2 separate regions of the Homo sapiens genome follow, and region 1 is linked to region 2. Evidence: chromatin loops called from intact Hi-C (ENCODE). Cell type or tissue: HCT116. All regions are shown on one strand. Each heading gives the region's core, and the rest is flanking DNA. Links, peaks and the distances in the headings are about the cores only. Region 1 overlaps LINC02937 (long intergenic non-protein coding RNA 2937). Region 2 overlaps AUH (AU RNA binding methylglutaconyl-CoA hydratase).

The links. Peaks named below come from ENCODE experiments on the same cell type or tissue, not always from the same donor. Only the 100,000 strongest peaks of a DNase experiment are listed, where the experiment ranks them.
Region 1: it touches region 2 in a loop (2.0-fold over the local background); 1 of 110 quality-filtered maps calls a loop at or near these places.

What each region holds. Positions count from the first base shown.
Region 1 is chr9:91,137,815-91,140,623 of GRCh38, reverse strand. The region is part of intron 1 of LINC02937 (long intergenic non-protein coding RNA 2937); the gene reads left to right. The region is part of intron 2 of LINC00484 (long intergenic non-protein coding RNA 484); the gene reads right to left. Among named protein-coding and RNA genes, the nearest start is that of LINC00484, 20 kb to the right of the region's middle. In HCT116, for the core only: no CTCF peak of the experiment used is centred there; a DNase peak (open chromatin) is centred at 1,693.
Region 2 is chr9:91,301,505-91,304,313 of GRCh38, reverse strand. The region is part of intron 4 of AUH (AU RNA binding methylglutaconyl-CoA hydratase); the gene reads left to right. Among named protein-coding and RNA genes, the nearest start is that of AUH, 59 kb to the left of the region's middle. In HCT116, for the core only: no CTCF peak of the experiment used is centred there; a DNase peak (open chromatin) is centred at 1,303; H3K4me3 peaks cover 1,685 bases; H3K27ac peaks cover 2,500 bases.

The DNA of each region.
Region 1 (2,809 bases), core at 188-2,687, 160 kb after region 2:
CTTGAAACTGTCCGTCCATGTCCTCTGTGTGTGTGTGTGTGTGTGTGTGTGTGTTTGCATGTGTGTTTCCATCTGCGTCTGAGTAGACATGCAAGATGTTACACAGTAACTGCTCAATGAAATGCTTGCAAGTTTTCTGATCTATCTAGGCTACATTGCTGAGGAAGTCATCCTACTGTCTATAAGCTCTTTTATTTATTTATTTATTTATTTACTTTTTTGAGACTGAGTCTCACTCTGTCGCCCAGGCGGGAGTGCAGTGGTCTCGGCTCACTGCAACCTCCACCTCCTGGGTTGAAGCAATTCTTCTGCGTCAGCCTCCCAAGTAGCTGGAATTATAGGTGCCCGCCACCATGCCTGGGTAATTTTTGTATTTTTAGAGTAATATTTTGTATTTGTACAGATGGGGTTTCACCATGTTGGCCAGGCTGGTCTTGAGCTCCTGACCTCAAGTGATCCACCTGCCTTAGCCTCTCAAAATGCTAGGATTACAGGTGTGAGCCACTATACCTAGCCTATAAACTCTTATTCATTATTATTATTATTATTATTGTGATTATTTTTGCAGGGAAGTGTGACATTTAAAAATATTTATTTTGTTGCTTTCTTGTTACATACAGAACAACTCATGCAAAGAAAACCTAGTTGAATAAATTGCTTTTGTTTAGTAGCTGGTGAAAAAGAGCTTCTTCAATTTCTGAAAAGTATTGAGTAAATGAAATTAACTAGGTGCCATATGAATCTTATTCATTTATTTATTTTTTGAGATGGAGTCTTGCTGTGTTGCCCAGGCTGGAGTGCAGTGGTGAGATCTCGGCTTGCTGCAACCTCCACCTCTTGGGTTCAAATGATTCTCCTGCCTTAGCCTCCCCAGTAGCTGGGATCACAGGCATGCATCACCATGCCCAGCTAACTTTTTTTTTTTTTTTGTATTTTTAGTAGGAACATTTCAATATGCTGGCCAGGCTGGTCTCAAACTCCTGATCTCAGGTGATTCACCTGCCTCGGCTTCCCAGAGTGCTGGGATTACAGGCATGAGCCACGGTGCCCAGCTATGAATCTTTTCTTTTGGGGAAAAGTTATTCATTAAATTCCCTAATAGCCTGACATAAATGAAGCTATGAACATTGTAGAGGAGTGTTGCAAAAGCAAATGCCATATATTACACACCGCAGAAAGCAAAATTAGGGCAGACCTTGGGAGCTATGAATGTAGCAAGTTTTTATAACTTAAAAAATATAGATAACCACTGTTCATTAAAAAATTAAAACTCTAGAAAGATCCAGAAATAAAAATAGAAATCAATCATCAATGTGATCAACATATTGATGTTTTTTCTTTCTACCCCCAGGTGATTTTTCCAGTGCTTGATAATTTTAAAGTAAAAACTATGTAAATATGTAGGAAAAAAACAACTCCTTGAAAAAAGTATCTGGGACCTGCTAACAATCAAGAGCAACAGAGTGCTCCAGCTGGAGGGCCTGGGGGGCGGGGGTCAGAAGTAGTATGCTCACACACACACACACACACACACGCACACACACATGCATGTATGACATGGACAGACAGTTTCAAGATGTTTATTAGAAGGGCACATGATGACAGGTTTAAAAGGCAAATGAGTAAATGCTAGCCTTAAAAGCAAGTGCAGAACTTCATGTCTACAATGGGACCATTCACCAGTACTGTTTACGCAAACGCATGATTCACCTACCCAGGATCGACTCAGGAATAAAAATTAATTATACCAAAGTGAGTAGGCATCCAAAAAGGCTTTTTGAGCCACTGAGTCATTGTCACTAAAAGTCCATGTTCTGCCCTTTGCCATACTGAGAACATGGCAGTAGGGGACAGAGATAAAGATGGCAAAAAAAAAAAAAGGAAACCTCTCAAGGATGAATAACAAAGGGTGGTGCAGGGGCGAGAAGACCCCATCAAGGGCCTGAGCACCTCTTCACAAAAAGAGAAAGGAAGGGGAGGCAGGAGGGGGATATTCAGTTGGGAGTATCCTCTCTGAGAATGTAGAAACGGTTGGGCGCAGTGGCTCACACCTGTAATCCCAGCACTTTGGGAGGTTGAGGCAGGTAGATCATCTGAGGTCAGGAGTTTGAGACTAGCCTGACCAACATGGAAAAATCCTATCTCTACTAAAAATACAAAATTAGCCGGGCGTGGTGGCGCATGCCTGTAATCCCAGCTACTCGGGAGGCTGAGTCAGGAGAATCGCTTGAACCCAGGAGGCGGAGGTTGCGGTGAGCCGAGATTGCGCCACTGCACTCCAGCCTGGGCAACAAGAGCAAAATTCCGTCTCAAAGAAAAGAAAAAAAGCGTAGAAACTATGTGAAACATTTTGAAGAATTTACATCTCAAAATTTTATTTGTTTTCTTCTATTATGTGTCTTATTCTACACAACTTTTTACCTGCTTAAAGTGTACAATTCATTGTTTTTTTTTAGTATATTTACAAGCTTGTGCAACCATTACTGCAATCTAATCTTAGATTTTTGTCCCTTCAAAAAGAAACTTCGTATCTGTTGCATTAGCATTTTCCATCTCACCCCAAGCCCTTTGCAACTGCTAGTGTGGTTTTGGCTTTATAGATTTGCCTATTCTGGACAGTTCATATAAATAAACCATACAGCGTGTGCCCTTTGGGTCTGACTTTTTCATTTAGTGTATGTTTTCAGGTATATTCATGTTTAGTATGTGACAATATTTCATTTCATTTCATTATCAAGTAATGCCCACTGAATGGATATATCACATCTTAAAAATCTGTCAGTTGATGGAGATTTGAATTGTTCCTACT
Region 2 (2,809 bases), core at 201-2,700:
AGTAAATTTAGTCCTCTTTTCTGTGTGAATCCATACAGCCTGAAATTACTATGACAGGCTTGTATAAAAAAGCATGTGAGAGGGAATGCTAGCTTCCAGCAATTTGTTCTTGGTATAATGACCCTTTCTGTAAGGAATGTTGCTGCTCTTCATCTGTTAGTTTTTCTTCACAACAACTTGTAGAATTTTTCCATTTCATTTAGATTTTAACCTAGTGCTAGAATCGAAGTGTCATATTTAAATACTGTTACTTTTGGCTTTTGGATATGTGTTCCTTTTAAGGTCTGTGGTGCCTGAGACTTCTCACTTTGAACTCCCATCTCTCACCTGTGGTATTATGTTTGCAGCAATGACCCTGGTGTGGGCCTCCAGGGAGCAACAGCCCAGCCAGCCTGCAGGCCTCACTCAGGGCTTGTTTTGTTATTGTGATTTTTTTTAAACCTCAGTGATGGGAATGGGAGAATATACATTAGGATGAAGGTAAAGTTTTAGCCAAAATGAAAGATAATTAGGTATTTATTGTAATTTTCAGTTAACTTAGATTTTATTTCTATTCTTCTTGAAAGATTTTAGTATTCAGACTTCCAGCATAATGCTACATAGGGCCTTTCCCTTGAAATGCTTGATTTCACTGCTTTCTGTAGGAACACTATTCTTCAAGCAAAACCAAATTTAAAAATCCTGTGGGGCTGGGCGCAGTGGCTTACGCCTGTAATCCCAGCACTTTGGGAGGCCGAGGCGGGTGGATCACGAGGTCAGATTGAGACCATCCTGGCTAACACGGTGAAACCCTGTCTCTACTAAAAACACAAAAAATTAGCTGGGCGTAGTGGCGGGCACCAGTAGTCCCAGCTACTCGGGAGACTGAGGCAGGAGAATGGTGTGAACCCGGGAGGAGGAGCTTGCAGTGAGCCGAGATTGCGCCACTGCACTCTAGCCTGGGCGACAGAGCAAGAGACTCCGTTTCAAAAAAAAAAATCATGCGTCTGACACTAACATTTTCCTTTAATAATCAAATTGTTCATATTTTTCTAGAAGCATCAAATAACCTACATTATGTGTTGTATTTATCTGAGAATCGAAAGTAGATACTTTAATTTTCCCCACTTTCATAGTCCCTTGAGTCTAATTATCGTAGGCTGCAGGTCCTACAGACTACTGAAGTGAACCAGGGGCCTGCCTTACAGTTGCTTTTTTCCCTCTTAAAATAGCAAACTGTTTAATTGTTTGCTTTAATTATATTTTTAGGAGCATTTCAAAGGATTATTATCTTCTTTGTCATACCTGGCTCATTTCCTGGTACGAAACTGAAAATAGTATCTGATCCTATTGGTTGCATAACATACTGAGTCATAATTTCTTCCTCTTGCTGTTGGGAATAGCCATTGCTCGTTGGATTCGCAGTTCCTGTTTCATTTATTTGTGCTTATATACAACTGTCATTTTGCTATTCCTTTAGATCTTTGAAATTCATAATCTACCTTTCTAAAGGTGTATTTTATTGAGTTCCTGCTATGATTATTAACATTTTTTTTCCTTTTTTTTGAGACAGAGTCTCACTTTGTTGCCCAGGCTGGAATGCAGTGGCACGATCTCAGCTCACTGCAACCTCTGCCTCCAGGGTTCAAGCAATTCCCCTGCCTCACCTTCCCAGTAGCTGGGATTACAGGCACGCACCACCATGTCTGGCTAATTTTTTTGTTTGTTTGTTCGTTTGTTTTTTTGAGATGGAGTTTCACTCTTGTTGCCCAGGCTGGAGTGCAATGGCGCGATCTCAGCTCACTGCAACTTCCACTTCCTGGGTTCAAGCGATTCTCCTGCCTCAGCCTCTTGAGTAGCTGGGATTACAGTCATGTACCACCACGCCCAGCTAATTTTGTATTTTTAGTAGAGATGGGGTTTCTCTATGTTGGTCAGGCTGGTCTCAAACTCCTGGCCTCAGGTGATCTGTCTGCCTCAGCCTCCCAAAGTGCTGGGATTACAGGCGTGAGCCAATTTTTGTATTTTTAGTAGAGATGGGGTTTCACCATGTTGGCCAGGCTGGTCGCCAACTCCTGACCTTAAATGATCCACCTGCCTTGGACTCCCAAAGTGCTGGGATTACAGGCATGAGCCACACTGCACCCGGCCCCCTCTTTGATTATTAAGTGCTCCCAAGTAGAAGAAATACTAGATGTAAAGAAACCACATATATCAGACTGGCATGTGCTTTGAGATGATGCATACTTTCCTGGATAAAATTTACTACGACAGACATCTTTTAGGGAATAATTAGGATGATGTATAGCCTTAGAATTTATAATATTGTAAAATGACTAATATTTAATTACCCATTGAATACGAATTAAGCTGTTTTACTTAATTCTTTAGTTAGAAACATTTTATAGACAGCTTTCTACAAGGCTAATTTATGTTAATTAATAATTTAAAGTTCCAGTGCTTAACCTATTTAATAATATGAGAATTAGTATCCCATTTTTCTTGTTCTTTTTGTATGTGGAACCCAAATTTCTCATCATTTTGTGTTACGTATTTCTTACAAATTGTAAGGCATATGGTGCCTGAGACTTGCTCTTGGAGCTCCTGTCTTCCATCTGCAGGCCCTGGTCCTCACCTCTGGTATGTCTCTTGGCACCTAGGCTGGCTCTTTTTGCAGTGACCCTGGTGTGGGCCTGCACAAAAGGAAACAAGCCCTGGAATTGTTAAGCTTCTCAAGGGCACACAATTTTCATCCTCTTTAGAAACATAATTTCTCAAATTCTTTCTTAAAAAATCAAGACGAGGTCTCACCATGTTTCCCAGGCTGGTC